Regions from separate parts of the Homo sapiens genome. Here region 2 is linked to region 1. Evidence: chromatin contacts called from ENCODE Hi-C or POLR2A ChIA-PET data. All regions are on one chromosome and are shown on one strand. The core of a region is the stretch at or near the end of the contact, and the rest is flanking DNA. Distances in the headings are between cores, read along the strand shown.

What was found. A loop is a pair of places that touch in the nucleus more often than their neighbours do. ChIA-PET counts read pairs that join two places held with the same protein, here RNA polymerase II (POLR2A). Pooled maps may share reads with other maps.
Region 2: a pooled map shows a loop between it and region 1 (4-fold over the local background). The contact joins two enhancer-like sites. A Hi-C loop is called at or near these places in 7 of 168 maps with a recorded cell type or tissue (Calu3, PC-9, adrenal gland and 4 more) and 2 of 50 pooled maps. POLR2A ChIA-PET finds 5 or more read pairs at or near these places in 5 of 52 experiments (AG04450, Caco-2, MCF 10A and 2 more).

What each region holds. Positions count from the first base shown.
Region 1 is chr1:94,525,920-94,529,860 of GRCh38, reverse strand. It overlaps F3 (coagulation factor III, tissue factor), which reads left to right. Exons shown (of 6, transcript NM_001993.5): 6 at 1-688. Among named protein-coding and RNA genes, the nearest start is that of F3, 14 kb to the left of the region's middle. Within about 2 kb of position 2,305, at least 3 of the 41 ENCODE cell types and tissues checked have a DNase peak (open chromatin) inside an H3K27ac peak, as active enhancers do; they include PC-9, where a contact is called at or near this core.
Region 2 is chr1:94,615,965-94,619,905 of GRCh38, reverse strand. It overlaps SLC44A3-AS1 (SLC44A3 antisense RNA 1), which reads left to right. Exons shown (of 6, transcript NR_160780.1): 6 at 2,835-3,554. All of the region lies in intron 1 of LOC105378861 (a long non-coding RNA gene), which reads right to left. Among named protein-coding and RNA genes, the nearest start is that of MIR12133, 74 kb to the right of the region's middle. Within about 2 kb of position 2,330, at least 3 of the 41 ENCODE cell types and tissues checked have a DNase peak (open chromatin) inside an H3K27ac peak, as active enhancers do; they include PC-9, where a contact is called at or near this core.

The DNA of each region.
Region 1 (3,941 bases), core at 1,056-3,555:
CTCAGGTGATCCACCCACCTTGGCCTCCCAAAGTGCTAGTATTATGGGCGTGAACCACCATGCCCAGCCGAAAAGCTTTTGAGGGGCTGACTTCAATCCATGTAGGAAAGTAAAATGGAAGGAAATTGGGTGCATTTCTAGGACTTTTCTAACATATGTCTATAATATAGTGTTTAGGTTCTTTTTTTTTTCAGGAATACATTTGGAAATTCAAAACAATTGGCAAACTTTGTATTAATGTGTTAAGTGCAGGAGACATTGGTATTCTGGGCACCTTCCTAATATGCTTTACAATCTGCACTTTAACTGACTTAAGTGGCATTAAACATTTGAGAGCTAACTATATTTTTATAAGACTACTATACAAACTACAGAGTTTATGATTTAAGGTACTTAAAGCTTCTATGGTTGACATTGTATATATAATTTTTTAAAAAGGTTTTCTATATGGGGATTTTCTATTTATGTAGGTAATATTGTTCTATTTGTATATATTGAGATAATTTATTTAATATACTTTAAATAAAGGTGACTGGGAATTGTTACTGTTGTACTTATTCTATCTTCCATTTATTATTTATGTACAATTTGGTGTTTGTATTAGCTCTACTACAGTAAATGACTGTAAAATTGTCAGTGGCTTACAACAACGTATCTTTTTCGCTTATAATACATTTTGGTGACTGTAGGCTGACTGCACTTCTTCTCAATGTTTTCTCATTCTAGGATGCAAACCAATGGAGAAGCCCCTAATTAGATCAGGGCAGAGGGAAAAACAAAAAACTGGTAGAAACCGGCAACCACAGCTTCAAGCTTTAAGCCCATCTCCTACACTTCTGCTCTGTAGGTGCCCATTGTCACTTCTGTTCACATGCTACTGTCCCAAGCAAGTGACCAAGCCTGACAATACTTTGTCTACTGGAGTCACTGCAAGGCACATGACGGGGCAGGGATGTCGTCTTACAGGGAAGAGAAAAGATAATGCTCTCTACTGCAGACTTGGAGAGATTTCTTCCCATTGGCAGTAGTTTGACTAATTGGAGATGAGAAAAAAAGAAACATTCTTGGGATGATTGTATTGAAACAAAATTAGGTAAAAGGACAATATAGGATAGGGAGAGATATAAGTGGAATGAGATCTCTAGAGTCCATTAAAAGCAAGCTAGATTGAGAGCTCTTGGAGGGCAGGGACTGGGCCTAGCTCATGGTTTACAGCTCTTGAGGGTGACTGCACAGTGGACTCAGTCAGTCATGGCTGAGTTGAGTTGGCTTTATTATCTCTAGAATGTAGTTCTCCATTCAAATGCAAAACAGCCTTATTCTCTCAACTGTAGTAAAAGAGGATTCTAACTAGAGATGAAAAAGGTTCTTGGCACCTACTGGGCCACAAGACTGCTTTTGCTTCCCACTGTGGAAGGGGGCACTGTTATCTAGGAAAAACATCCAGATGGCACACCTACTCAGAAGTGGTTCCACAAAGAAATTGAGCAAGCATTCAGATGAGCAGCCTCAGCTCACTATCTAGCTGTTAATAAATTTTAAGTCCGTTTTGTTCCTTTGCACCAAAGAAATTGAACAATGTCAATAAAATTCCAAACATGAACTGTTTTATGTAACACCACATCCTAAGGAAGAATGCCTGAAACAAACCTTTGATGTCCTCATAAAAATGATAGCCATTTTGGAGAAATTATGGAAAACAGACCAGTGGTTGGTTTATTTGGTTGGTTTTGTTTATTATTACTTTTTTTTGGCCATCAACACAGAGGCTAGAGAGGTTGAATCTTGCACTGTTGTAGTGTTTTGTTATACAGAGAAAAGGGATGTATTTGCAGCAGAGTCAACAAAAAAGAAACTGGCATGGGGGCACATCCTCAAGGTGCTTCAACCTTTATCTCAAATTCCTGCTCACATGGGGCTACCTGGGACAAAGAGCTTAGTGCATTACATGAGGAGGCAGAACAAGCTACAGCAGAAGGTGCCTAACCAGATATTTCCCTGCCAGGATTAATTATAGCATTATGTAATTTCTTGGCCTCATTATCTAAGGAATTTGAATTATTCCACTAAGGAAAATACTGGCAGATAGAAAACAGGTCTGGGTACTAATGAGGAATCTGGCTGATCACAAGGAAGGGATTCATTATGGACTGGAATGAGGCTGAACTGCAATAATCAGAAAGCTTCCACACAGCAAATGTTAACCACTCCCTACTTTGCCACATCCCTCTGAATTGCTGAGACCTAACAGCCGATACTAAAAATCAGCACTGTGATTGACACTGGGGCAGAAACCATACCAAAGACTGTTGGCTGCAATCCAGAAACTGTTGCCCTCCAGTGGACCAAATTATACTTCATTACTTGACCAGTAATGTACCCCATAGAGCTAATTGTTAGTTAACCAAACTATCATGCATTCTTTGTTTTGTTTTGTGAGACAGTCTGGCTTTGTCTCCAGGCTGGAGTGCAGTGGTGAGATCTCGGCTCACTGCAACCTCTGCCTCCCAGGTTCAAGCGATTCTCGTGCCTCAGCCTTCTGAGTAGCTGGGATTACAGGTGTGAGCCACCATCCCTGGCTAATTTTTGTATTTTTAGTAGAGATAGGGTTTTGCCATGTTGGCAAACTCCTGACTTCAAGTGATCCACCCACCTCGGCCTCCCAAAGTGCTGAGATTATAGGCGTGAGCCACCATGCCCAGCCCTTTCATGCGTTCTAAAGATATTTTTCCAATCTTAAATTATTAACTGAATTTGGCTTACATATAAGAAACTAATACTCATGAAATCCAAAGACATTTTAGCTTAATTTCAGCTGATGGCTTATAATCTAAGGAACTGCCCCTTAAACAATTATCTCTATTCATCAAATGGTGAATAAACTCGTTCCCAAATGCTCTTTTTACCTGTTCTAGGACATGTGTACTTAATTGTGTGATTTTCCTCCAATAGTTGCTTGGAAGGTTTATTACTGTTATGACATCCTCCGACTTTCGTTCAGATACTTAGAATGAATGCTTATGCTCTCCTTTCCCATAGCCCTTGCTTTTCGACTGTGATCTAGGTGATTCCAGCTTTGCCAGTCAGCACATTCCTTCTTCATGGCTGCAAAAATTGGTTTAGAGGTAGGCATGTGACCTAACCAAGACTAAGAGGAGTGTATATCAAGGCTTTTTTCTGGGAATGGCAGGATGCTCTTTCTTGATGAACATAGTGAAGAGACGTAGCCACAAGAGCTGCTGGCAGCAGTCTTGAGACCACAAAGGGAGCCAGCTTTACATGGAGCTGACATATTGGAGAGCAGTGCAGAGCAATTGTAAAAAGTGAAGTCTTTGCTTTTCATTCCTTTGGCAAGACCTTTGAATTTCACATTTGTTTCACATGTGTTTGTAACCACTCTTTGAGACATGTTATAGATGACTGCTTAAAAAAAAAGAAAAAAGAAGTGAAGTCTTTGGTGACAGCACCAAGCTGCTAGATCAAGCCTTGCTCAAAGTCCCAACCCATGGACTTTTCACTGGACATTATCTGACTAATTGTTTAAGCGAGCTGAGTCAGGTTTTCTGTTCCTTGCAGTCAAAAGCACCCTATCATGTTGTATAAGCGCTGACCATCAAATATAAACACAAAGAGAAGGTCCCTAGAATGTGAACTTATAGTGTAAAATAACATTTCATTTTCATGCCTTTTCAATTACTTAATGACACTGCCCCCTAAAATTATCCCCTCATTCCAGCCGTATAAATCTCTCCCGTATTATTTGATCATTCCTAGCAGAAGATAAACATCCTGTATTATTTTCTACCTTATAAAAAACAAGTTTCCTTTGATCCCTGGAATCCCTCATCTGGATTTTCTCCTTAACTTCCTATTCCCTCTTGGACACCATCTTCTTTCCAACTTCTAAATATTGGATTAACTTAGTGCTTGAACTAAGATAA
Region 2 (3,941 bases), core at 1,081-3,580, 90 kb before region 1:
CAAACGTGTAGCTTGCTTGGATGAACATTACAATGGGTTTTTAAGGGAGCATGCAGAATGAAACTTTCAGAAAATAGACCTTCTCCCTTGGTCCACATTGTCAATCACTGACAAGGCTTAACTCTAGGCAGACAAAATGTTCTCCACAGGCTGGTCCCCTGCCTGTCCTGCATGTGCATCTGGGGCTGTTGCATAGTGGTGCCGGGTGGGGCATGACTGACAGGCATGTGATCTATGTCACTCCACCCCAGCCCAATGGCCAGACTGACCGCTGTTGCGGGAAGTCAGGGACCCCAAATGGAGGGACCAGCTGAAGCCATGACAGAAGAACATGGATTGTGAAGATTTTATGGACATTTATTAGTTCCCCAAATTAATACTTTTGTAATTTCTTATGCCTGTCTTTACTGCAATCTCTAAACATAAATTGTAAAGATTTCATGGAGACTTATCACTTCCCCAGTCAATACCCCTGTGATTTCCTATGCCTGTCTTTACTTTAATCTCTTAATCTTGTCAGCCGAGGAGGATGTGTATCACCTCAGGACCCTGTAATAATTGCATTAACTGCACAAATTGTACAGCATGTGTGTTTGTGCAATATGAAATCTGAGCACCTTGAAAAAAGAACAGGATAACAGCAATGTTCAGGGAATAAGAGAGATAACCTTAAACTCTGACCACCGGTGAGCCGGGCAGAACAGAGCCATATTTCTCTTCTTTCAAAAGCAAATGAGAGAAATATCACTGAATTCTCTTTCTCAGCATGGAACATCCCTGAGAAAGAGAATGCACACCTAGGGGTAGGTCTCTGAACTGGCCCCCCCAGGGCGTACCTGTCTCTTAATGTCAAGTCTGCAGAGGTGAAATAGACTCCAGTCTCCCATAGCGCTCCCAGGCTTATTAGGAAGAGGAAATTCCCGCCTAATAAATTTTGGTCAGAACAGTTGATCTCAAAACCCTGTCTCCTGATAAGATGTTATCAATGACAATGGTGCCCGAAACTTCATTAGCAATTTTAATTTCACCTCAGTCTTATGGTCCTGTGATCTCCCCCTGCCTCCACTTGCCTTGTGATATTCTATTACCCTGTTAAGTACTTGATGTCTGTCACCCACACCTATTTGCACACTCCCTCCCCTTTTGAAAATCCCTAATAAAAACTTCCCTAATAAAAACTGGCTGGTTTTGTGGCATCACGGATCCTACCAACGTGTGATGTCCCCCGTGGATGCCCAGCTTTAAAATTTCTCTCTTTTGTACTTTGTCCCTTTATTTCTCAAGCCAGCAGATGCTTAGGAAAACAGAAAAGAACCTATGTGATTTTCGGGGCGGGTTCCCTGAAAGACCGCCACCATGGACAGCTCAGCCAGGGCCATCTTCTGCTCTGACATTCCCTCATGCCCTGCCTTGCTGTTGTATCATGGAAAAGGGTGGGATGAAGGTTTAGGAGGTGACCTGCATTCATGTCCCAACCCTGCCACTTTTAGCTATATGAACTTGGTTGACTCACGCTCTCTGAGTCTCACTCAAAAAAGACCCTATATGTGTAGATTTATAGATGGGGATGGTCCAGATGGTGTGAGTGGTCAGCTCCGGCTCTAAATCCTGGCATTTTCTGGGATGTGGATGAGTATGGCGAGAGGCAGGCAGCCCAGCTGCTGGCAGCACGTGGCTAGTGGATGCCGGTGCCTCGAGCTCTCTCAGAGACCACATCCAGGTTCCCTGTATACCAGCCCCAGGATGTACACACACCATAGTACCACCCCTAAATGTAGATGGCAAATATTTATTTGAAGTGTTACCAGAAAGGGATCCTAATTTAGACCCCAAGAGAGGACTCTTGGACCTTGGGCAAGAAAGAATTCGGGGCATTTCCACAAAGTGAAAGCAAGTTTATTAGAAAAGTAAAGGAATAAAGAATGGCTACTCCATAGGCAGAGTAGCAGCACGGGCTGCTCCACTGAGTATACTTATAGTTATTTCTTGATTATATGCAACAAAGTGTGGATTATTCATGAGTTTTCCGGGAAAGAGGTGGGCAATTCTTGAAACTGAGGGTTCCTCTCCCTTTTAGACCAAATAGGGTAACTTCCTGATGTTGCCATGTCATTTGTAAACTTCATGGCACTGGTGGGAGTGTCTTTTAGCATGCTAATGTATTATAATCAGCGTATAATGAGCAGTGAAGATGAGCAGAGGTCACTTTCATTGCCATCTTGGTTTTGGCAGATTTTGGCCAGCTTCCTTACCACATCCTGCTTAATCAGCAAGGTCTTCGTGACCTGTATCTTGTGCCGACCTCCTATCCCATTCTGTGACTAAGAATGCCTAATGCCTAACCACTTGGGAATGCAGCCCAGTAGGTCTCAGCCTTATTTTACCCAGCCCCTATTCAAGATGGAGTCACTCTCATTTGAACACCTTTGACAGAATCACATAATCATATAACATATGCTGAGGACCTTTTGCAGAACAAGAGGGACTGAGGGCTGTGCTATGAGGGCTACAAAAGATGTGCACATCCAGACCCTTGCCCTCAGGAAAGTGTCCAATGCCAGCTGTGTCTGCAACAGGCTGTGAGGACTTGGGCACACTACAACCTCTCTAAGCCTATTTCCTCATCTGTGAAGCAAGGATAATAAAACTTATCTTACTCGTTATAAAAATCAGAGGTAATACGCATAAAGCTTGTTGGATTGTTTTTAGGATCGGATTATTGTTAAGAAATAGATATTATATGTTAAACTCCTAGCATAGTGCCTAGCAACTGGTAGGCATTGAATAAATGGTAATTACTATTGTTACTAATATGCTATTGTCATTATTTTTAGTGTGGATCAGTGTTAAAAGTGCTTCATGGAGAAATGGAGGCCTGAAAGCGACTCTGAAGGAGGAGTGGGGCTCAGCAAACAGCAGACGAGTTTCAATCCAAGCACCCATTACCCCCCTAACACACGGCATACGTGCATCTCATCTCCTCCTGTGTCGCTAAGAAGCTACCCATATGTCTGTCATTAATTCTCCAGAATCCTTGGACACACCCCTCTGCAGAGCTTTCTAACAGGAAATACAAGTCTCAGATTTTTTTTTAAGTTAAAATTGAGTGCAGCACTCATACCTTTCTTCGAGCATGAACCGTCAATCAACACTGCCTCATGAGCTACTGCTCTCCTGCTCTTTGAAAAGACAAATCCTTATTTCTTTGTAGTGATCCAGAAGGCAGTGGGAAGAATGACAGGTGCTTGGTTATCTTCAATTTAATCTCTACCTTTCAATGGGGCTAGTGCAAGCTAGGGCCATTTTACTGCACCCAAAGGAATTTAAGACATTTCTATTATCTCTAAAGAATCCAGATTAACATGCCTTCTTGGTGGGCAGGGAGACCAGCTATGAATTCTAGGATCTCAATTCAAATGCTTTTGAATTCTTCCTGCTTGTTCAGTTAATTACATATATGTCACCACAATCTTGCTTTTTTTTTTCTATGCTTCTAATTTTCTCTGAAACTATAACATTATTTTAGGGGTTAATAAATTTGTAATTGGAAAAAATGTTTTTACTTCTTTAGGCTCATCTTTCCTCCCTTCCTTCTTCCCCTCCCCAACAAAACCTTTATTTTCTCAAGTGTCCATTCTTTCTGTAGGAAAAACCATCATCATAATTACAATATGTTAAGTGACTACTATATGCCAGGAATTAGCTCAATTCTTCACTTATTTTATTTTACATAATCCTTTCCAAAACCCCCTGTCATAAGTAATATTATTATTCCTACTATATAGCTGAGACTCCTGAGGATAAGAGAGGTCAAGTAATTTGTCCACTGCATTAGGTGGGTAGAGCTAGGACTTTAATCCAGAACACCAATGACTGTTCTCTTCTTCACCATTACACTACTTTTTTCAAATTTCTAGAGACCTTCATGAATTCTTTGCATT